Linked DNA regions of Homo sapiens: all the other regions are linked to region 5. The links are chromatin loops, found by intact Hi-C in ENCODE. Cell type or tissue: psoas muscle. All regions are shown on one strand.

Region 1 (5,000 bases), 120 kb before region 5:
TTTTGTGTCATCAATTATTGAAAAAATTCACTTGTAAACACGACTTTTACATGTCTGTGATAGACTTCATTAATTACTGCCCATTCTTCATTTCTTTCTGTATCTATGCCATTTTTCAAGTAAGTTAGCAAAGCTCTCTCACCGTGGGCAGGATATATTTCTCTACCTCTTAACCCTGGTTTCAACCTCGAGGCATGCTTGAGGCAATAGATTGATGTGAAAGTAACACTGTGACATTCTGAGTCTAGGACTCAAGGGGACTTGCATGTTTCTGCTAGCTCTCTTGTGCCTCAGCCACGCCATGAGAAGACTATGCCTGTGGTAACCTGCTGCCCCCAGGAGGAGAGTGAAACCGTGGAGCAGAGCTACACCAGCCAAGATGCTTTGGCTGAGCCCAACCAAATCACGCTCTGGTGGCTAAATAAACGCTTATTGTTTTAAGCCACTGAAGATTGGGGTAGTTTATTATACAGAAAGCTTGTGTCAATCAATTCCCGGACATATAGGTCTGTCACTTTAATCATTTGGGCCTAGCTACCCTAGAAAATGGTTATGACATTTACTTGCCATTTTTCCTTAGGAGATAATGACATTTTGAAAAAAAAAATTGCAATACACATATCTGGCTAAAGACTTGAATCCAAAATACATAACTCAGAGAAAACAATAATAAAAACACAAAAACCCAATTAAGAATGGCCACACTATTAGACTTGGATAAATATTTCCCAAAAGAAGGTATACAAATAGCCAATAACATATGAAAAGATGCTCAACATCATTAACCATCAGGAAATGCCAATTAAAACCTCAGTGAGATACTGTTTTACATACAGTATTGTGACTCTTATAGAAATATCTGACAAAGCTAAATGTTTGTAAGTGAAGCAACTGGAACTCTCATCTATTGCTGGTAGGAGGGTAACAATGTCCAACCACATTGGAGAAGCCTTTTGCAATTTCTTATAAAGTTAAACTTACTCCATGACCCAGAGATTTCACTCCTAGGTATTACTCAAGAGAAGGAAAGACTCTATGTCCACAAAAAGGCTTAGAGAAAAATGTCATGGCAGCCTCATTCATAATTGTCTCAAACTGGAGACAACTCAAATGCCCATCAACAGGAGAGTGGATCAATGAATTGTGGTGTGTTCATTCATACACACTGAGTCAAAGTAAAATACTTCTCGGTGAAAAGAAACAATCTGCTGACACACACACCAATTTGGATAAACTTCAGAAACATAACAGAAAAGTCATATGATTCAATTCATATGAAGGTCAGTATAGCCAGAACACATCTATGTGACAGAAATTAAAATACTGTTTTTCTCTTGGGAGAAGGTTGCAGAATTGACTAGAAAGGAGCATGAGAGGTTTTTCTGGGGTTTGGGAAATGCTCACTATTTGCTTGTGGGTGGTGATTAAATGAGTGTATACAATTGACAAAACTAATCAGGCTAAATACTCAAAATCTTAACATCTATGCATTTTATTTTAGGTAAATTATATATCACTAAAAGATTGCTTTGGCCAAAGGGAGGGATGCATATATAGAGACAGATAGATGAGAGAGAGAAAGAGAGAGAGAGAGAGACAGAGAGAAAGGGAGAAATAATCAAAGTTCAAAACTACACTTCAACATAATACAGCAACTGCTGTGTTATGTATGCAACCATGTAATAAGGGAAGGTTATTAAGTTGTGTATAGGGAAAACCTATACACAGGTGTGCATAGGTTTTCCCTATACACAACTCAATAACAAACAGGAACAGTCCCTTATATAGCATACATAAGGAATTTGTGCAATGAATGCTACAAATGTTCCTGAGGTAGACACAGCGAAATCTTCCAAAGACCTGGGGCTACCTTGTGAAGAATACTGAAGTGCACGTAGAACACAAGAGGCTACAACTGTGACCTAACAAGACGTTGCTCAACGTGGTCCGCTGTAGTCGGGAGCCCCTAGAGGCTGACAAGGCGCTCCCCTGACTAATGGCACAATAGCAGCACTCATGGGACTCCAGGTTTCCTTGAACTGGATGGCTCCTGCCTGGGCTCTATACCTGGCAGAACAGCAGACCATGGGGAGCGCCGTCTACTTACTCAGCATAGGTATTGGTATTTGGTACAGTCCAAATACAAATGAAGCAAATACTTTGCTTTTTGCTAGCTGGTTACTAAATTGAAATGAAAGTATTTTTACTTAGGCTCAAGTCTTTATTTTTTCTTTCTTTCTTTTTCTTTTTTGAGACAGAGTCTCACTCTGTCACCCAGGCTGGAGTGCAGTGGTGCAATCTCAGCTCACTGCAACCTCTGCCACTGGCATTCAAGCAATTCTCCTACCTCAACCTCCCAAGTAGCTGGGATTACAGGTGACTGCCACTGCGCCCAGCTAATTTTTGTATTTTTAGTAGAGATGGGGTTTCACCATCTTTGCCAGGCTGGTCTTGAACTCCTGACCTCGTGATCCACCTACCTACCTTGGCCTCCCAAGTGCTGGGATTACAGGCATGAGCCACTGCGCCTGGCCATCTTTATTTTTTCTAGTCTTGGAAGCCAGAGATCAACAAATGTTAGTTCTCATGACCCTGTCCTGTATTTGAAATCTTGAACACCATTTGTGTATTGTGTGTGTCCCTCCCAATGTATGTCATGGTGTAACATTTTTTGTTAAAAAATGTCCAGTCTTACTGAGAGCTGATATGACTGTTCTCTAGTTGCATTCACTCTAATGGTTCTTTTAAAATTTAGATTCACTTTGCTTATTACCATAGATGAATTCCTGGGAATTTGATAAACCAATTATCAGATCATCTTCATGCACTGGAAGGAGTCACTATTTAAAGGTTTTGCAATTTAGAGGAATATTATAATGAACTTCTATATAATCGTGGCAGCATTTGTGGTTGCAAGGAGAAGGAATGCATTGATTATCTTAAAGAGGAACTGAATGCATTGGAAAAGTATCCGGGGCTCAGAGCACACCAGCTTATTATGTTCCAAACTAGACCAGGGCCACAGAGCTCTAGAGCACTGTGCTGCAAGGACCACAGACAGCATCACACTGTAGCCTCCACACACTCATGTAGCAGCCATCACACACTTACACAGCAGCTGCCACTGCAGCAACTGTGACTCCAACTTGTGCCATCGCCCTTGGGTCACTCTTTAAAGAATCAGTGTCCACAAGAGGGTCATATTGTCCAAGGGTAAGCCACATTGCATCCACTGTCTTGCTGGACTCTACCTCCTACCCACTAACACACAATGCAGCCATCCTTGAAAGATGATCCCATAGCAGTGGGAAGTGTGAGAGGGAGCTGAGCAAGGGGGATGAATGCCAGGAGCTGAAAATTGACAAATATCAACTGCAACTGCATTCATAATTGATGAATTCCAAATTGATATAAGATGGAGAAGGCCAGGCATGGTGGCTCACACCTGTAATCCCAGCACTTTGGGAGGCTGAGGCAGAGAGATCACTTGAGGTTCGGAGTTCGAGACCAGCCTGGCCAACATGAACCCCGTCTCTACCAAAAATATAAAAAATTAGCCAGGTGTGGTGGAGCATGCCTGTCATCCCAGCTACTTGGGAGGCTGAGGCGAGAGACTCACTTGAACTGGGAGGAGGAGGTTGCAGTGAGCCGAGATCGTGCCACTGCACTCCAGCCTGAGCAACAAAGAGAAACACTATCTGGAGAAAAAAAAAAAAGATGGAGATATTGTTTCTTTTACCTATAAAACTGGAAAAATTTAAAACCTTCAGTTACTAACCATGTTGTTACTAAGGATGCTGGACAGCATTCTCTTATTCTGTGGCTAGACAGAAAATTGATCTAATGTATTTAGGGGGCAATTTGGCAATTTCTATTAAACGTAAAACTGGGGAATCTATTTGAGCCCAGGATTGACTTTCTAGGACTCCATGTACAGCTATACCAATACACATGTGCAAAATAGATTTTCAGGGATGAGCTGGGCTTCATCATTTATAAAACAAAAGGTGAGAAACAAAATAAGTGTGTTCATCAACAGGGACATTGTCAAGTAAGTTATGGCCAGGATTTATGTTCTGTGAGGAATGATCAAATATTTTGTTTTGTTTAGCAAATTCTATAAAATTCTTGAACATCAAATCAGGGAATAATTTTGACTTTGAATGTATAGGGAGTCAATTTTATTACAGATGCAAAATTTTGGGATTCAGATTTTTAAAACTGTCTTTAGAATACGTATTGAGTTGGATGTGAGGAAAGAGAAAATTAAGTCCTAAATCTTGATTTTGTATTTAAGTAACTACATTGAGAAAATGCAAAGTTTAACTGCTTCATACTAAAATTAACAGAATAAGTTATTAGATGATCTAAGTAGCTATATTTTTCTTCCTAATGTTAACAATTAACCATGATAGGAGCAATTCGTCTACAAAGGGGAAGGAAATTAAATGGCTTTGATAATACATTTTCTAAGTATCCACATGTAGTTTGAAAATGTTTTACTAAATAGTTTAGTTAGATAAACAGTCATCTAATATTAATGTCTAATATTAGATAATTAGATAATTAATATTAGTAAATATAAATAATATTAACTAATTATTAAATAGTTAAATCATTTACAAATATTCATGAGCTTTGAGATATTGATTATTATACAGCCAAGTCAAAAGCATTCAAAGTAAAAACGTAAAAATTTTTGCAGTGTCATTTTTGTCCTTTTTTAAATCAATAATTAATGCTTTAAAATGCATTTGGAATATCTTGCTAGGTTCTCATAATCCATTATATTGGTTAGAAGCTCTATTTTAAGATATTAACTATATATATAATTTAAGGTATTAAATTATGTCAGTGACCCATCATTTATATGGCACCAAAAAAACAAAAGTAAACAAGCTAAAACACTAGTGTTCCACAAATTGTTTGTAGGTAAGCAGTAATGACCTGACAAAATAGTCAATTTCCGTGCACTTTTAAATAGAACTTCCACCAGCCCT
Region 2 (5,000 bases), 140 kb before region 5:
TGGAGGAGGAGTGCTGTCACCCCAGCCTGGCGCTGCGGAGGCCAAGACAAGGCATGGGATTCTCTGGACGTACAGAAAGTTTAGGAAAGCCAAATTTTGTTTCCTTTCCGAGAGTTATCAACTCGCGCACAAGGTGCTCTGAACAGGGAAACTCCCTGCGCGGAACTCAGTGTTCCCACGCCCCCACGGAATCGGAATCCTGTTCTCTCCTCTTGCCACATTGTGCTGCTTTCACCCATTTGCTACACTGTCGCTGCCACTTTTCTTCTCCCTCCCCCAGCTCACGTAAAAAAAACCAAAACATCTTTCTCCGCTTTTAGGCTTAGAGGTGTACATGTCCAAGAGCATAAGAAATATAATTATTTCATGGAAAACCAGTGATTTGCCTCGCTCAGATTGACTTGCTCCGCTAATTACAGGACAGGCTGTGGTCAGGAAAAGAAAGGAAGCGTGATTCTTCTTCTGGATCTAAAAGGGCTTTCTCATGCAGAGCCAACCTTTCCTGTCCTTCAGAGCGCCTCCTTCACTGGTTGCGATCTCACTGTTTGAGCATCTTTATCGCCAGAAACCGAAATGAGCACAAAGGGGACTAGTTGCCATTCAATTAACTGAAAGTTTTCCCTTTGATATTTATGAAATAAAATCCTTCTCTTTTCTTAATCTTTGATGTGTCAAAACACGTGGCTTCTACTATTAAACAAACACCAGGCAGTTCGACCTTCAAAGCCGTTTTTTTTTTTTTTTTCTTTCAAAGTTCTAACATAGAAAATCAGTGAGATGTCAGCAGAGGGTACAAGAAAAAAAAATCCTCCACCTGCATAGAAGAAAATAAGGAACAGTCCTCTTTGGGTCTTCAAAGTAATGGAGGGACAAGTCCAGGCTAAAAAGAGAGAAGAATTCTGGGAGATGTTACAGAGCACTACTTCATTTGATATTTCACAAAGCATCAGTTTTTCAAAAGCGCTACAGAATTGAAACTAAAGATATTATCTTGAGAAGAATCATTGGGCATCCAAAACTCAGCCTCCCCTTCTCCTTTCACTGGAAACGTTTATTAAAGGTATGTGCCTAACATACCCCTGTGAAAAGGCAGCAAATAAGAGATTTTTAAATTTTTTGAGTATCTGTCTCTACATGGGAAGCTCAATACAAGGCACTTTACTTGCATTTTTTTGTCAATCGTAAAAATCCAAAGAGGCAGATATTTTTTACCCATTTTATAAGTGAAGAAATATAGTGTAGAAATGTGTAAAAATAAACAAATAGACTTAATCAAGTTTACATATTAAGTAAGTGTCTGGATGGAATTCACACCCAGGCCTGCCCAGGCTAACACTGGTATCATCTCACCCTCTACCCCATGACTAGTTGCCCATAAACAGCACGCTATATTCTCAGCTACTTTAAAATAAGCAGTGGAGAATATTACAGGGATTGTTCAAAAAAGTTACAGCAGGATAAAGTTTTGGTAAGTGAATCAGGCAGTTCTACAAACTTAGTGACATAGTAATAGGGAGAGGGCACATTTAGACAATACTTTCTAGGAGTTTGTCACACAACACTTTTAAGAATAATTGTGTATCATGAACAAGAAAATGAATGACAAATCTGTTTCCGGGCCCTCACTGCCTGTAAACCTTATGTGGTATCACTTCAACTTTATACATCTATGCTACTGCAGTTAAAGGCTATCCACTTTTTTTTACATTTGAAAAAAAAGTCGTTTTATTTATTCTTGTAAATGGGAGGCGAAGAAATTAGTCTAAAAAGACATTCTTTTCATCTTTCCCTTAAAGCAAATTTAAAAAGAGTTAAATTATGCCCCTATGCTGAGAGCGACTTGGCCTGGCTATTTCTTCAAAGTGCCCTCTGACTAGGAGCTCAGCCGTGAAAGTGATAACACCACCCATGGGATGACTGAAGCAAGAAGCGAAACGTGTGTACACATTTAAAATCCTTTAGTGGTTTCTTAGCGACCTTTGGACGTCTCACCTGGTAGCTGAATTTCTGGACTAATTGGGGGGTCTTCTTTTATGCCCTTTGATCTCCCATAACTTTTCAGCACTTAATCATTTTGCTTTTCTCCCACTGAACATCTCTGTGAAGGTATTGGTCTGTTTAACTCATTCTTTTATCTTTAGCTCCTAGCATATTGCCCGGAGACAGTGAGTACCCGCTAAATATGTGTTGGACGAATAAATGTATGAATTGACGGTGAAATCAACAACTCTCACACACTACGGATCTGAGCTGCAGGGCTTTCTCACAGTTAGGCCAGTTGCAGGATGGACATGAATTCTCCTAGTTTTACATGAAATGTTTTCTCCAGTGATCCCTCATTCACATTTTGGCATCTCTCATGTCTTTTTTCCCCCTTCTACCCAAATGATGTGTGAATTTAATCACATTACAAGATTTCTAAATATTTTTAGAAATTATAGTTACCTGATTTCAGATTGACTTTCACATAGCATAGAAATATTTACTAGGAATTTATGAACCTTCTAAGGCAAATGCGTACTTTTCTCTGCACTTTGCTCAAGAGTGGTCCATTAGAATATTACTGTATTTAATGGAATACTTTAATAGGAGTAACTCTCCTGAATTATACAGCCATCAAGCAAGAGAGTAGATCTGGCATCACTAGGAATCACAAAGGATTTTGGAATACTTCCTGGTACAAGGGAAAGAAACTAGTAAGATAAAGCTGAGTTAGCTTAAGAGGACATGCACCTTAAAATATAAAACTGTGAGCTGTGCAGAGGAGATTAGGATCCTGACCTAACCCAGGACTGATCTTAAATCCCCCGCTCCTGCACTGGAAACTTCAGGAGGAACTGAGGTTTAACTTTGTGTCTCTTGCCATACAGAACTTAGAGCTTACTGAAGAGTTGTAGAATGTTGAAACCTCAGGAACTTCTGTATGAAGGAGCAGGTAGAGGTCTCTGCATGCCAGCAAACATATTCTTCACAACTCCAAAAGGTTTAATGTGCTATCTGTCTTTTTCAGATGCAGAGTGGAAGCTGACACAGAGGAAGGGAACTGCTCATTAGTGGCAGTAGCTCTTCTGCACCACAGTGCGGCGCCAGAGGTTAGCACCTCCCTTAGAAGCTAGCATGCAGGAGCAATGTATGCTCTATCAAGAGACAGAGACCAGGGAACGGCTCCATCCTCAGATACCAGTGTAATAGTCGCAATAGTTACTAATAATAGTTAGATATTAATATGTCATACTATTCTTTGCACATTTTTATAATATTCATATTTTATATTCCCCTTTCTTTAAAATGTGCATTGCACAACCACTAGCCATTAGTTGTGTAATATATCAATTGAGAATCTTTGCCTATAAAAAGTTGACTCTCATAATACTGTTGATTTGGTTATTTTATTATTATATTTGAAAGTTCTCAATGTTTAAACTACTTTCTTTTTTTAAGAGACTTAATTCTCAGCAAAAATCTAAGGACTTCTTCTTAGAGAGCAGTCATGCAGTGGCGTGAACATTTTACTGATGCCCACAGAATTAATACTTTCCTCTCTTTCTTTTTGGCCAAATATATTTGTTTCAGCAGAGAAATGTTTTGCTTTATGAAAAGGTACTTTCTGCAAATTCAAGCTTATAAATAATCTTGGTACTTTTTTGTTGTTGTTTGGTTTTGTAGAGATGGAGTCTCACTGTGTTGCCCAGGCTGGCCTCAAACTCCTAATAATTCCTGGACTCAAGTGATCCTTCCTTCTCAGCCTCCTAAGTAGTTGGGACTAGAGGCACACCACCACACCCAGCTAACAGTGCTACTTTTAATGTTGAATCCTCCTAATATATTTAAGCTAAGAGTCAGCTTTCAGATATCCAACCACCAAGTTTTTCAGTGCTTTGGTTTTCCTCCATAAAATAAGGGACTTGGGGACAAGTAACTTTATGTTTCTTTATAAAAGGTTTTAAAAATTTAAGATATTAATCTAAAACATCCGTGTAGAATGGACACACACCTACATCCTGCTCCAGATACTGTGATGTCACATGTGGGAAGAGAGACTCCCTGTCCTTTCAACTCTGTCGTGTATCATCTGAACTCTGACATGCAATGCAATCAGAAAGCAAAAACTGAACTGATCTTGCAGGGAGAAAAACTGAGGTCTGTCTTGGGTACTGATGCTTATATACCCTACTTCTTAGGGGAAAGAGAGATACAGAAATAAGGATGATTTTAGAGGGATAGTAAATGACTTTTACAGTTCCCATAGGAACTTCTAAATAGAATTCTGTTGTTACATATAAGGCACACTCACTCATCGATTCAACAAATATTTGTAGAGTATATATAGTTGCTAGGTACCTGCAACTAAGCCTCTTTGTACCTTTGGGGACCCAATAAATGAGAGTGCTTCAAGGGATCATGGCAAAGATTTTTCTAGAAATAGGAGTGGGAAATAAGGACTACTTTTGCAAATGTATATTTTGTTTACTATTCTAGAATTTACTTAACTGCTAACATACTGGAAATAGAAATCTGACCATTTCCAGTCTTGGAAATAGAGAAAGCAGAGTCAAAAATGCCTATCTTCAAAAAATGCCAGTCTTCACTCAAGCACCTTTCTCCACTTTCCACTGCTCTACGATCTTTAGTAATTTCCTAAGGCTTTTGAGTTTCCATTTATCCAACCAAAGTTCACTCTAAAAAACATGTTTGTGTAGATCTTAACTAACAAGAGTTTACCTCAGAAAATCTCTTCAGCTGCTTCCAATCTGAATGAGGTCCAGATTGTTCACAGACGACTGTTTCTGTGGTTTCTTAGTAATTTCTTTATGGGGAAGAAAATCTGGTGAGTATACCTCTGAATCTCTGTACTCCCTGCAGTCCCTGAGCTCATATTGTTCTACTATCAGCCTTAAAACTTGAAAACATCTAAAAGGGACAACATTAGCTTAAAACTTAGTGGGTATTACATTATGCCTTACCTATCTTTACTTAGGTTTTTCATCCATCCATCCATC
Region 3 (5,000 bases), 47 kb before region 5:
AGGAGGCTGCACTTTATAAGGAACACTTGGACATTTGGCTTCCATTTCACCTCCCATAACCTCCCATGACCCACGTGCTTCTCTATTTTGCCTATCTGCAGGGAGCATAGAAGGCTCTATGCATATAATGTCCATGCAAGTGTCTTCGCTCCTCTCCCTCCATTTCTGTGTTATAGTGGAGCTTGCATTTCCCACTGGACCTTGAGCCTTAAAGGAGAATGAACTTTGTCTTTTTCAGTGCAGTGTTCCTGATGCCCGGTGCATTCTAGATGTGTATTAACTATTTGCTAAAGGAAACTGAAATTGCTCTTTTCCTTTGAAAGTATGTAGAAATTCTGAGAGTGATCTGATTATCCAGGCTACTCGGGAATCACCCATCAATCTGTGACCTATCCTGGAGGTCTGGGCTGAAGCCAGTTTCTTCTCTTGTAAGATTAGTAACAGTGTTTCTCAATCTCCATCCCCACTGTGTTTCAGAGAGCTTCTTCTGTGGTTGTCCTACCGGGAACCTCCAGAGGTGAGTCCCTTAAGTTTTCCACCCATGAAGATTCTGTCCTGGGTGTACTGAGTCGAAGGACTTCAAACAGAATTGGCTGGAGTCCTCCTAGGAGCAACAGACCCAGCAGGGCCAGCTCAGTTTCGGATCAACTGTGCATTAGGGTCGCCCAGAGTCAAACTCTGCATTCATCCTGGTCCTGCTCTGAGGTAAATCCCGACGCCCAAGATGGCCTCTTTCAAGATGTGAACAATGAGAAATGCCCTGGCTACCAGGCCTGCATCTATCACCCAGGCTAGAGAGTGCAGGATGGCTAATGTACACCCTTTGTGACATTCCTCAAAAATGTAGATTGTCTGCTAGAAACAGAGTAAATGTATAATTGTCCTGAGTTGCATTTTCAGGTAGACTTTTCCTTCAAGAGATCAAGAGGACCATGGTGGAAGAGAGAATTCTTATGACCTTTGTAAAGCTGAGTAAGGAAAGGAAGACGGGAAGGGGTAGGACTGGTGAGTTTGACTTACGGAGTAAGCAAAGCAGAGTCAAAAAGCCACCTCATAGGCTTGTAACTGCCCTCTGTTTATCAATTGTGTTCTCCCCATTTGGCTCCCAAGGTCATCAGCAATAAACTTATTAAATGGAAAGAGGCCTTTGTGCTTTAATTCGAGGGCAATGAGGAAGGGAGGTGCTGTATGGCTTAGAAAGTAGAACACTGGAAAGCAGAATGAGTAGGATACTTACTAAAAAAGACCAAAGGATGCTATCTTGGAAACTGCATCCAAGGAAGAAAAGAAAGGATGAGCAGTTGACCTTATTTGAGACTGGATTAGAGTCCTAGGATCTCCATCTCCGTTTCTAGACCTTTCCCTAAACTTGGCCTTCATCCACATAGGGAAAAGGCTGAGTACCAGGTACCCTATGGGTTCTGGCTCTCACTAAGCTAGCCACATTTTTCAAACCAGGAAGTTGTTATCTATTATTTATCTAAGGCAGGATGTGATAGTCTTACTGAAACAGTTTCACTTGGAATGATTTGAAAGCCATGGAATTTACTCTAAGCGCACTACCATTAGTGCTGACCTGTATTCCTCCAGCTGGTGCAGAGCCTTTCACTGACACATTCCTCTTAATCATTGACCTTTGAGTTGAAACAGGAGACCAGAAAACAATCACTTTCATTGGATTATATAAGTCCAGAGTCATGAAAAGAGCACTGGGTGGGTGGGTAGAAAACCTGTGTTCTTAACCTGGATTTGTTTTGTAACCTTGAACAAGTCAGATAACCAACTCCACTGACCTCAGCATCTTCTCTTTGAAAATGGGGAGCTTTGCCTAGGTGATTTTGTTTTAGTTTCATTAAGACTATGATCAACGACACAGTCACAAAACCAAAGGCCCTCAAAATGAATTCATTTCCAATCACACCCAAGTATTAGGATTAAAATGGATGATCAAATCCTCAAACTTGAAAAAACTTGTCATTATATGACTTCGTTAGATGACTAATTAAATGGAATATTATTTAACTAAGTCAAAGTTTCAGAAAGATTCATCCAGTGTCCTCAGAAATCTTCTTAGTATGCACTTTGGACCAGGTCCCAAGGACTAGTAGAGATTTCATACCTAGTTCCAAAATTGAGAAATAAGATGTCTCCTTTTATTCAGGCATTTATTCATTATAAATTAGAGTTTCAATATTGTAACCTAAACTATCTCAACTTTCTCATCTTTACTATAGTCAATACAATTGGGACAACTGCACTGTGATCAGCATCCTGGTGCCATCTTTGTTCTGTGGTGTGGTGTGTGTGCTTCTCTACAGAGACCTGCTAGTTCTGGACAGCACCAGGCTGCAGGGCTAGGGCAGCCTGCCCCCTAGAGACGGTAACTAGATTTGCATTTCTTTTTATGTCACAGGTACCAATTTTGCAGCAGAAACATGACAATTAACTTTCTATTCTCCAAACTAAGCAGAGAGAAAATATTCAGCAAGTTACCACCTTACAGAGGGTGACGTGAACATCAGGAGACTTGAACATCAACAGACTCCCCCTTCAGAGACTGTTTTCAAGGACAGAAAATGGGGACAACACAGGTGGCTCATACACACCCTTTGCCGAACTTGGTACATGTTGGATGTCAGAATGTCCCTTATGGACTCCACATCTTCAGGGGAAAGTCTTTTGATTCCTTGTATCCTCTGGGCCCTGGAATCATTATTGGAGAAGAGACAAACATTATTCTTTCATTTGGCAAGAGGTGCCACAAAACTATCAGTGGGCCTTGCTCTGTACTGAGGGGAATCCTAAGTTCCAGAATCCTACATATAATTTTTCCTATTGTTCTAGTAAGTTGGTTTGATGTCAAAACACATGTCTTGACTTCAGGTTTTGAAAATACTGTTCCCTTGGCTATAGCTTATATATGGTAATTATTCCAACCCATTTTTTTAAAAAGGTCTAAAGTGGTAACAAGTTATTTTTTTCCTCCAAATCTGTTATAGACTGAAATGTTTGTACAACACAATAAAAATCAATTGTTAGAAAATGATACCATACCATGCAATCCAAATATTTTACCGTTAAATGCAACAGAAAAAAAATGATTCATTCAAAGACAAACTCTTTGCTAGTTTTGTACTTACCTATCTCATTGAGGACAGGTGACAAGCAATTCACAGATTAATACCATCTACACACCACATTTTGATTAGCATTTATCTAATAGAATATTAGTTTCATGAGTACATTTATATTGGAATTGTATCTGTAGGGATTTTATCTTTGGTTAAGAAATAATTGAAGAAACCAGAATCACATTTTACAAGGGCAATTAGACCATTTATACCATGAAAGCCAGCCCAGCTCTAAGATATTATACACTGTGACCCCTTCCCACCTCTGAAAGGGATTAAAAAACGGGTTATGCCTGTGCCCAGGTTAGTAGTCAATGCACAATTGTCCTCTGGGGATTATAAAGTCCTGACATTGCTGGGGGAAGAATGATCATGTGACAAATGTATTTGATTACAATCTAGTGGCAGTAATTTTAAAAAACTTTGTATTACATGAATAATATATATTCCATGTGGAACATAAGAACAAAAAGGAGAGAACTAAAAATAATTAACTCCCTTTTTAATACTATCACCTTCCTTAACATCTTGATATAAACCTTAATGGGTTTGTTTGTTTGTTTGTTTGTTTCTAGCCTCAGCTCTTTTGAATTTTGAACGCATAAGGGCACTGAAGCCTTTGATATCTGCTTGCATATGCTCTTAAGATAATTGGCCACAGACATGAGTATTTATTAGTTTTAATACAGGCCACCTTTTAAGTATTTTTCAAAACATTAGTAGCAATACAGCCATAAATAGTGAAGACATTTTAAAAGTAATGTACATTTGATAAAAGATATTAAAGGACTTGGATACTGAATATCACAGCAAGCCTGGATTTTGTTTAGCAATGCTATCTGTAGACTGACTAATGTCCTCTCTATAAACTGATCGAAATCAGTTTCCATATCGTAAAGCTGCAAATGCCACCTCTATTGATATACAGTTACCACCCTTGGTGATCTAAACATTATTATCAGGGCATTTAAACCTAACTGTTTAAATGTCCTTCACATAACATTTATTCTGATTTAGATATGCCCACACACTTCCACAATCTGAACACATTCCTTTAATGTGGTGAATGTGATGTACTGCTAAGCAGAAACAACAGCTAGTCAAATAGTTCCATTTATGTGTTCATTATGAAACAACCTAATAGGGAAAACCATTGATAAAGGAAATGGTAAAGTTACACTTGATATAGCAGTAGCTGTAACTTGGCACTCTTCCCAGTTTATAACTGACCACTTTGGGGGGGACGAACTTAGTTAAAATCCATTCAAGCTCTGGCTGGAATGGGTGCTCCAGGTATCCCAAAGGCATTTCCCTTCATGGAGCCACACTGAGAAGCCGCAGCTATGGAATTATATCAGCTATCATTCTACAGCTACAGAATTGATTCCCTTGGGCAAGGTGATACCTGGAGTTTTCTTCATGCCACTTCATTAGCAAAATCGTCCCTGAAATACTCACAGCACAAACACAGGAGATACAGCTTTAGAAAAACTGAATGAGTGATCATTTCTATATCAAGTCAACTTATAAACCAAAAGACTCTTGTCACTGGACCATTCATTCATTATCCATAAAGGAGATCTTCATCACCTTAAATAAAAGTTCTGCAATAATTTCAATCAAACTGGAAAAATCTGAACCTACGTATATTGAATATAACGTTCATCTTTCCCATAACTCTTCTTACTTATCTTTTATATTGATACATAGTAGTTGTACATAGTTTTGGGGTGTATGTGATAATTTGATACATTCATATAATTAAATTAGGGTAATTGGGATATCCATCACCTTACATTTTTGTCTTTTCTTTATGTTAGAAACATTCAAATCATTCTCTTCTAGCTATTTTGAAATGTACAATTAGTG
Region 4 (5,000 bases), 230 kb before region 5:
AGAATCTGCACAGAATGCCATTCCAAAAGGTTGCAATGCGAATTAAAATTCACCCAGTTATTATTTTAGATTTGCAAACTCTTGAACTCATTCTTTTTTTTAAATTATTATTATACTTTAAGTTTTAGGGTACATGTGCACAATGTGCAGGTTTGTTACATATGTATACATGTGCCATGTTGGTGTGCTGCACCCATGAACTCGCCATTTACATTAGGTATATCTCCTAATGCTATCCCTCCCCACTCCCCCGACCCCACAACAGGCCCTGGCGTGTGATGTTCCCCTTCCTGTGTCCAAGTGTTCTCATTGGAACTCATTCTTTTTTTTTTTTTCTTTTTTTTTTTTTTTTTTTTTTGAGACGGAGTCTCGCTCTGTTGCCCAGGCCGGACTGCGGACTGCAATGGCGCAATCTCGGCTCACTGCAAGCTCCGCTTCCTGGGTTCACGCCATTCTCCTGCCTCAGCCTCCCGAGTAGCTGGGACTACAGGCGCCCGCCACCGCGCCCGGCTAATTTTTTGTATTTTCAGTAGAGACGGGGTTTCACCTTGTTAGCCAGGATGGTCTCGATCTCCTGACCTCGTGATCCACCCGCCTCGGCCTCCCAAAGTGCTGGGATTACAGGCGTGAGCCACCGCGCCCGGCCGGAACTCATTCTTAATGAAGAAAAATAATAGGAAAATTTGTCTAGTTTATAAACATTGGCAAATAAATTTAAAATTTTTCTGCTCCAACTATATTCACTACCTGCAATAGAAATAGTCCTCCTCTTTTGTAGCTTTTCTGGAAGCTTCGTATTTTTAGGTAAGGATAAATATCGGGAGGTTGAAGTGGAAGCCTGTAAAAGAAATATAAAATCTTACTTAAACTATACAAATGGCACTTATTGTATATTAAAGATTAAAAATTGTATAGCAAAACTTCATGTTAAAAATCAGAATTTTAATTTCTGATTCCAAAATTACTTTGTGAGGGGCTATAACTATTATAACTTGAAATAATTAAATCCCTTCCAGAATGGAATGGAGATCTCTACAAAGGGAAATAGGAATAAGTGGGAAATAAATTAGAAACAAATATGAAAACCACTGGGTCTTCTCAAAGAAAAGCTACTGAAACATCTATGTATAAAAGTACTGCCAGAAAGACTTAGAACCTACATGTATGGGGAAGAAGATATGTTTACAATATATATATGTAAGGTGTTTTTTTTTTCACTTTAATATATCTTAAAAATGATATTAATAGAACAAAAAGTATTACTACAGCTAATTTACTGGCATTTCAAATACCGCAGTCGCTAGTGTTTTAAATTAACTTTTAATTAACACTGCTACATTTTACACATAAAATAACTCCTTGTTCACATATAACCATTTTGATTTCTGACAACCCAATATAGGATATTATTAAAAATAAGCCTCAATTCTTGCTATGTGAAACCAATATATCACAATATTATTATTATTGTTATTATTGAGAAGGAGTCTCGCTCTGTCATCCAGGCTGGAGTGCAGTGGCCCAATCTCGGCTCACTGCAATCTCCACCTCCCAGGTTCAAGCGATTCTTCTGTCTCAGTCTCCCAAGAAGCTGGGATTACAAGCGCACGCCACCATATTCAGCTAATTTTTTTTTTGTATTTTAGTAGAGATGGGGTTTCACCGTGTTGCCCAGGCTGGTCTCGAACTCCTGAGCTCAGGCAATCCACCTGCCTCGGCTTCGGCTTCCCAAAGTGCTGGCATTTACAGGCATGAGCCACCACGACCGGCCCACGATATTGTTTTTAAATGGCTTTCCTTATCTATTGACAGTTCCTTGAACTAGTGGCAATGCTGGCCACAATACCTGTGAACACTCACTTCCCCCGGCCACCCCAGCCTTCCTGCAGCTCCTCAGAGAACTGTCAACAGCCACTTGATCTGCAGAGCTGATGATACCATCAGCTGATCAATGGAATAGCTGTCGGCTCCACCCCTGGAAGTCTCCTAGAGGCGCACACTCAGTTACCCTGTGTTCTCGATTCAAGCTGCTGTCCTTCCTAATGCTTTCTCGCAAACTGTGTCGCCGGCGAATCAGAATCTCCTTGGCTTGTCTCTCACTTGTGTCGGCTGTCAGACTGTGTCTGTTGTAGGATAAAGTCTGGAATGAAAACATATAGAGGACATTAAAAAACAAAAACAAAAACCTGATCATTTCCCCCAGAAATTCCAAGACTTTACCACATTTCTTTGGATCTGCACCTCAGCTAAGCACTTATAACTTCTGTGCAGAGCAAAAAATTAAATTAACAGTATAAAAGTTAACAGTCTTCAGATCTTCAAAGAATTTATATTTTCTTTTCATTTTGTGTTTTTTTATTTTTCTTTTTTTTAGAGTTGGGGTCTTGATCTGTCACTCAGGCTGGAATGCAGTGGCACTCATAACTCACTGCAGCCTCCAACTCCTGGGCTCAAGCAACTTTCCCACCTCAGCCTTCCAAGTTGTTATTACAGGTATGTGCCACATAGTTCATCCTTTAATAAAAGTCAGATCATAAGGTTTGTTTTTCATTGAAAAGTGTGATTTTCATAAATGAGAACAATGATTGATTTCATCAAGTGCCATGTCTACCTTGAAGCCTCTTGTAGGTATTTAGCCATCATGAATATCTGGAAATAAAATACAAGCCACCATCCTACAGTCTGTTTTGAATAGGAATTACTGACATTAAAAACAAACCACTTTGAGCCACTTGGTGGTGCCATGCCCTTCTGATTAACTTCAGCACATTCCCTTTTTTCAACTGGGTTGTTACATGAAGAGAGCTGGTGACACTCCCCACAATGATTACATCCCAGTGTTTGAAAAGTAAAATTTCTAAACTAGGGCTGTACATGGAATCCACTTTTAGTTTTATAGGCTATATAGAAATGTGTTTCCTAAATCATAAATAATAATTAAATTCATTTCTGATAGAATAAACATGTACTTCTTGGGAATATCCCTGTGTCCAGAAATATATTAGGTTCTATTGAGAGATGCAAACATAACACAGAACAAGGCTTCATTCCTGCCTTGAGCAGTTTACCATCTCACTGAGCATCTAAGGCTAACAAAATTATGCAAAATCATGGAAATAAGTGCTGTATCTACATGGTACAGTATAAGCTCCAAGTGCTATTCCATTTAACCACAAGGATGGGAATAATATGGTGGCTGTTGGGGGAGCCTTAAAAACTGGAGGCTTTTGACCAGCTGACAGGAAGGTGTGAGATGCTCCCAGGGGACAGCGAGAAAGCTACCTGGGCCAAAGAACGAAAACAGAACCTCTCACTCCCTGGGTGTTTCAGGGAGCAGATGGGTGAGGCAGATGTGGAAATATGGTTGGATAAAGTGGAACTTGGAAATAGAGTCCAAATTTTCAACGAATAGTTTAGCTTGGGAGCCACAACTAATGTTTTGTTTCATTTTAAATTAAAAGGTACTGTAGGAAAAAGGGTCAGGTAAGAGTCACGTGGATGAAATGGGGACACCTTATGGGGACACCAGCTAAGAAGCTGCTGAAACAGCCCCCACATGAGCAAGGAGGACTCCTGACAAGCTGTGTGGCCCGTGTGCCACTTCACCTCCCTGTGCCTCAATTTCTTTATCTGTGAAATGGCGACAACAGTAACACCTACCACTCACTGGAGGATTAAATGAGTTAATGCATGCAACACACTGAAATGGGGCTTGGAAAATTGAGGACACTCTCTACTCTGTAGCTGTGTTGTTAGCAAATTATTAGAATAAGGTGCTAACAATGGAAACGAAGTGAAAGAAGTGGCTCAGAAGAGAAGAAACTATAGCACTTTATAAATAACAAGGAGGGTGAGGTCCATTTTTAAAGTCTAAGCTATAAAACTATTTCTTTAAAACAAACAGCAATCAATTCATTTCTTTAAAATTAGTCAACGTGTATTTCTTTGTATCCAAGCCCACAGCAGCAGAACTCCCAGGGGACCCCAAGGCTTCAGCCATGGTGTCCAGGAGGATAGTAGGACCCTGAAGAGGGATGGAGAGAAGCAGAAGGAGAGAAGATGCCCAGCATGGGACCTGCTGAGCCCAGTGTCAAGATGCAGCCTCCAGTTACAGCACAAAACCAGAAGGCATCCTGTTAGCCAAAGGTAAGTAAATATTTTGCTACATAAATTATTCTTACTCGCTGACGGATTTGATAGAGATTTCTTGATAAGAGTTCTCGAATTTCATCAGTTTCACTGGACGTGACCTTCCTTATTTTTTCTTCACGACAATCACTGTGAAAGTTTAGAAAAAGAATATTTTACCTTTCAACAAATATTAGAATCATTGATTTTCTTCCTTAGAGATATAAGTATTTAAGACAAGTCTTAATTTGTAAAAATAGCACTTAGGGATTATTCAATAACTTAAAATAATTCCAAATTCTGTGACTCTTATTTCAGTTTCAAAATCATTCATGGCAAGTTTAACAATTCACAAGTTTTCAGAATCTATTCATGTCATTATGTTTTCAGGGAAGAAAAACTACAATGGCTTATAATGCTACCTCACTTTATTATTTCTAACACTCCATAAATAAAGTAAAATAGAATAGTTTTCTCCAACAGAAACCTAATTGACTTCAATTTACCATTAAGTTTTCATATTTTAAAAACCTCATCATAAATATTTGCAAACACACCATTTATAACATGTATGTATATCCAGTCAATCCTCATTTGTGGGTTCCATAATCATGAACTCACCTCACCTACTTGCTAATATTGATTTATAAACCCAATATCAGAATTTCAGTATTTTTGCAGTTATTCTCAGACATATGGAGAGTGACAAAAAATTTGAGTCACTTGACACAGTTTCCCTGAAGATGTTGAACAAGGAGACATCTGCTTTCTTGTTTCCACTCTCATACTATAAATAATGTCCTTCTCACAGTCTATTTAGTGACATGATTTTTTAATATTTTTATGTTATTTATTGGTGGTTCTGCTGCTTT
Region 5 (5,000 bases):
CTCTTTTTTTCTAAAGTATGTTAAATTACATCATGAAAATCAAGAACATTTAAACCAACAGTTCTATGAATAATCGTATTTTCACAGTGTTCTTCGCTCCTAGACAGAATGAATCTGGGTGCATACAATGCCTCTACAAAACAAGCTAGGTTTTACACAAATATAAAACCAAGACAAAATGCAGCCTTTCTGCGTTTAGATGTTTACTGATAAACAGAGCAACTAGCTAGTCAGTGACAGGACGAGTTTCCTGGTACTCAGATTGACTTGAGCCATTTCTGTGAAGAGGAAGCCAGGTTGTGGAATGGGGAGCAGGGAACACAGAATCTCTAGCATATTGTTTTAAAAGGAAAACTCAAGTACCAAGTAAGATCACCTTGAACACAATCAGTGTCTATATGATTTCACAAAAGATGTTAGACTGTTCTGAACTGAGAATGTTATCCATTTGGAAAGCCATTTTTACTTGTATACCTCTTAAAAATATAGTAAGATCCTTTGTGTAACTTATTCACTAAGCAAATTGCACAAGACTTCTTCAAACTAACATTCCTATTTAATATTCACACTTTACTAGCTCAAAATGAATAGCAACTATAAAGGAGAGTCTAAAGGGGACACCTATACCAGTGTCCCCACACCCACAGGGAGGGAGCTAAGTGAATAGCCAGAGCACACAGAAGGTAACTGCCAGACCTCAAGGCTCAACCCACATTACACACCCATCCTAGAGAAAACATACACATATAAATAAATGAGAATTAAAATGTTTCATTGATTCTATCTCAATAAGGCAATCTACATACTCAAATAGCATAAAGTTTATAGCTGAGGCAAAGGAGGCATTGTGCTTAGCATTTGAGATAATTATATTAATTTTCCACTTTAGAATAAGCTGGTTTTAAAGAGATAAGGAGGAGCAGTTAGGGATTAAACAGTCACAGAGTATAGCCACCTCTTTGGTTTTTGACACAAAGATCCCTTGATTGGAATTTAATCTATTAACTTGGATTCACTTTATTTCACAAAGGAAATTAGAGGTGCCTCACTGGCCCCACTTGGTAGGTATAAACTAATATTTTACTGACAGATATAATCTTATATGCCCCGACATCCCATCACTGAGTAATACAAGTTGCCTATGGTTTTCTTGTTTTTTGCTTTCTGTCAATTTGCAAGAAGCACACGCTACTTTTAAAGAATAAACAATGGGGTGATTGATGAAGCCCACAATTACACAGCCAAGAATATTTTACAGAAGAAACATTATGTGTTTCCTGAAATTTCCACCTTGCATCATGCCCAGGTCTACGTGCTTTATTCTCTATATTTTTAAAGCATAGAATTTGAGAGTTTTGCATGTCAACAATGTCACATGGTTGTCACCCTGAAATGAGAAGAAACCAACACAGCCCAGTACCCAGAAGTATGCTCTCAAATTTCAAAGAGCAATCTCAAAGTATTAAATAGCTTAGTAAAATGCAGTTATGACTTTCCCTTGACTGAAGGGAAGAGAATTTTTAATGTAATAGCAGTAACAGTTAAAATCCTCTTAGCCCGTTATCTATAAGGCATTTTCACATTCACTATCTTATGTAAAAAGATAACTCACCAAACCAGGTGTTTAAGGACTTACCTATTTTTGCAAGGGATGCTAGAAGTATCCAGAGAGTGACCTCATAAGGAATTTGCACATAGTCATAATCCAGTTCAAAAACAGATATCCCTTCCTCTGGCTCTGAGCTGGCAGCAGCAAACCAAGCGTTAGATGCATACTGAGCAGTGGAATTTGCAGATTCATTCAAATCAGAAGATGCTTCAGAACACTCAAGAGCCACTAGCAGTAGCAAACAATTCCAAGGACTGTAAGTCACGAACATCTGCAGAGCCATTCCTGTGGGCTTCTCCTACCTACACCCCTGTGTGGATGTGTGCCACACATCTGAAGTCGGGGAGGCTTCTAGAGAGTGACTGCATCCACCTGGGTCAAAAGTAATATAGGTACAGTCTGTGGGTCCTCCCAAGAAGATTCCGAGTGTGTTATTGAGCTCTGTATGTAGACACTTTCTAATCTGGTTTAAATCGTTTGTGTTCAGGCAACTCAGCTTCCAACTCAAATGCAGTTATTCAATAGACTTGTTAAAGTCCATGGAGCTACCTGGAGGACCTCCATCCAATCATGGCTTGAGCAATTTATGAAAGAAATAAAAATCTCTTCACTTAAAGGCATTTCCTCATTTCACTGCATACTGGCTTTGTCTTGTGGGTGAAAATTTAAAAGGATACTGTAGTGCTCATTCCACAGATCACTGGAGTCCTTCTAATGAGGAAAGGAAACCTTCCCTGTCTATCAGATCCCAAGAAGGAGCTACCTGATCTGCGCTTGTTCCTTCTCTCCTCCCCCTGTCCTCTCATTTGTTTTGAATGACCACGGCTTCAGGTAGCTCTGGAACTACACTTAATTATTTGCTTTGATTTGACTTTTGTAATGAAATCCTTTCTCTGAGGGTTCTCTGGAGGTCACACTGCTGACACCTAGTGGGCACCTGCAATACAACACCCTTGACACTTTCAGTTATGAACGTTAAGGTGACCATGAAATTATCTAAACCAGGACACTTTGGGGAATGAATAATAATGATAATTATGCAAAGCTATAGGCACAAACCAGAATTGTCCAGCAAACTGTCTTATATGGTCTCTATACATGAGGAAGAAGGAGGATAAGAAGGAGGTGGTAACAACAAGGATGGTAGCAAACACTGAAACTTTTGCATGTTACCAGACTCCATGAGCAGTCATTCATAGAAGGAATGAAGTTCCAGATCTCTATGAACTTTACACTATAATTTTTAAAAAACAGGAAGCCAAAGAACAAGTTCCATAAATACACCTAAATACCTGGATTTGTAAAACTCCATGGCACATCCAGATTTTCCATTTAAAAAACATTTGTTGTTGTTAAAAAGAAGCAGCATCATAGAATGTTGATGAAAGAATTTTGAGATAATTTTTATGAGCCTACTTCTCGCTCTTCTACTTGTTGCCAGGTGACCTTGGTGAAGTTAATTACCTTTCAGAAATTCCTTATCTGAAACAGAGAGGAAAATATCTGCCTCATTGAGTAGCTAGGAACATTAAATGAGATAAAGCAAGTAAAGAATTTGGCATGTAGTTGGCACTTAAATGTTAGTTTTTATTTTAAATTACATTTCTTATACTTTTAGGATAAGATACAACACTTTTGCAATGATTACTGATACTCAGTAAAAAATGAGAATAATACATCATCCATATACTACCCCAACATCTCTTTTACATCAAACTGCAAGATGCTTTGTGTTTTGTTTTTTCTTAGTTCATATTAGTGAGTGCAGGGGATTTCCCCCCAGCCAACACACACACACACACACACACACACACACACACACACACACACACACTCAGCTAACATCACTGGGAAATTGAGAAAGGAATGGTTGAGAAGGGCTAACACCTAGATGCAAATTCATAGTGAGGCAATAGAATTAAAAGTTCACATATGAATATTTTTTCTTTTTCCTTCAGTTTGACTCCAGAATAGATTAGATTCAGTCACTGAAATGAGACTATCAGGTGGACTACAAGAAGGGTACACATATTGAGTCGATTATTTTTTCTCAAAGAATATATGAATATCCTTTAATAGAAAGCTGCTTTATAATAGGTGTTTTATTTTTATTTGCATTTTATTGTACTTTTCTTTCTAAAAAGAAATGAGGGAGCAAGTCTCACATAGTGCCTTGTGGAAAGACCAAAATGAAGAATCAAAAGACTTATGTACTCAGACATTAGTTATCTGATTGGCTTTGGAAAATTACCTGTTTGAGCCTTATAGTTTGAGCCTTTATAGTTTTCTCATCTATAAAATAAAGATGCTGTCCATACCTGGTAACCCTTTCCTGCTCTAAAATTCCAAATTTTGTGAGTATATGGCAACCCGTTTAGCCTTATGATCACCTGATGGCTGATAGTCCAGTCCCTCTCAGAGTAAAAATGCCAATCTTGGGAGGATGGTAAGAGAACAACTTGAGCTCTGCAACAGTCTACTAACTTGTGGTCCAGGTTAAGATGTAGCAGCCCACTTCATCAACCATCGGCATCACTTCCACTCATGCAGTACTTTCTTACAGATGTCAGAACATTCTTTCTAAAATGATTTCTTAGTATAAGGTCCCCAGAAAGTGTATGTGAGACAAAGCTTCCATGAGAAGTGCAAACTAAGGGCAGCAAAAGTGAGGGGAAAGGGGGAAGAAAGGAGAAGCTCTTCTAGAATGACAGCATAAGAAGCACCATAGATTTCCTAGTGAAACAACTATAACTGGTGAGATCATTAAAAATCAAAAACAACCATCCAGTCTCTGGAAATTGTCCTAAGAGCAGACAGAAATTGAAAAAAATCTTCTAAATATTGGTAAGACCTGAAGGCACGGCCTGTTTTCTCTACCCACCCCTCAGCTCAATGTGAGAAAAACTCTATTCTGGATGAATGTAGCCACGAGGATGGGGCTGCCTCTAATCCCAGATCCCAGTTTATGACTACAGTTTCTACCCAGAAAAGTCAGGTTGTCAGCATACGTAACCAAACTCTGCCCTACCCCAATCCTAGCAATATGTTGAACAGACTCTATTGCAGGCAAATGTAACTGAATCTACCCCAGAAACAGCAAATTAGGAATACTGGACCCCGATAACTCTCAACTTACTCATAAGACTGAGTTTTCACAACACTGGAAATAAACCAAGATGACCAGTGGCTACTACCCCAGTCCAGCATCCCACTCACACACCAGGGGTATCACTCCAAGAGAAGTAGGTTACTATCTCTATCCCCATCTCCAGAGTAGTGGAACAGAGTTTCTGCCAAGGAGAGGAGACAGGCTATAGAACAGAGAACTCTATAACTAACTCTAAGTATGCTAACTTTATTTGGAACAAAATATAGAGATGTTCAAGCCTAA

The links. Hi-C counts contacts between places; a loop is a spot of excess contacts. Peaks named below come from ENCODE experiments on the same cell type or tissue, not always from the same donor. Only the 100,000 strongest peaks of a DNase experiment are listed, where the experiment ranks them.
Region 1: it touches region 5 in a loop (4-fold over the local background); 22 of 110 quality-filtered maps call a loop at or near these places.
Region 2: a loop joins it to region 5, with 3 times the contacts of the local background. A loop is called at or near these places in 66 of 110 quality-filtered maps.
Region 3: it touches region 5 in a loop (2.2-fold over the local background); 7 of 110 quality-filtered maps call a loop at or near these places.
Region 4: it touches region 5 in a loop (5-fold over the local background); 61 of 110 quality-filtered maps call a loop at or near these places.

The regions. Positions count from the first base shown.
Region 1 is chr2:102,594,973-102,599,972 of GRCh38, reverse strand. No RefSeq gene overlaps it. Among named protein-coding and RNA genes, the nearest start is that of SLC9A2, 22 kb to the left of the region's middle. In psoas muscle, no CTCF peak of the experiment used is centred here; no DNase peak of the experiment used is centred here.
Region 2 is chr2:102,614,112-102,619,111 of GRCh38, reverse strand. No RefSeq gene overlaps it. Among named protein-coding and RNA genes, the nearest start is that of SLC9A2, 2.9 kb to the left of the region's middle. In psoas muscle, a CTCF peak has its summit at 3,073; a DNase peak (open chromatin) is centred at 3,091; H3K4me3 peaks cover 697 bases; H3K27ac peaks cover 654 bases.
Region 3 is chr2:102,517,562-102,522,561 of GRCh38, reverse strand. It overlaps SLC9A4 (solute carrier family 9 member A4), which reads right to left. Exons shown (of 12, transcript NM_001011552.4): 9 at 2,607-2,703. Among named protein-coding and RNA genes, the nearest start is that of SLC9A4, 47 kb to the right of the region's middle. In psoas muscle, a CTCF peak has its summit at 2,362 (motif pointing left); no DNase peak of the experiment used is centred here.
Region 4 is chr2:102,701,684-102,706,683 of GRCh38, reverse strand. It overlaps SLC9A2 (solute carrier family 9 member A2), which reads right to left. Exons shown (of 12, transcript NM_003048.6): 9 at 4,182-4,278; 10 at 2,009-2,140; 11 at 748-838. It overlaps LOC124905954 (a long non-coding RNA gene), which reads left to right. Exons shown (of 3, transcript XR_007087163.1): 2 at 2,375-2,493; 3 at 3,957-4,188. Among named protein-coding and RNA genes, the nearest start is that of SLC67A2, 33 kb to the left of the region's middle. In psoas muscle, a CTCF peak has its summit at 2,735 (motif pointing right); no DNase peak of the experiment used is centred here.
Region 5 is chr2:102,470,652-102,475,651 of GRCh38, reverse strand. It overlaps SLC9A4 (solute carrier family 9 member A4), which reads right to left and starts at 2,426. Exons shown (of 12, transcript NM_001011552.4): 1 at 1,637-2,426. The coding sequence starts at 1,892. In psoas muscle, a CTCF peak has its summit at 2,548 (motif pointing left); a DNase peak (open chromatin) is centred at 2,536.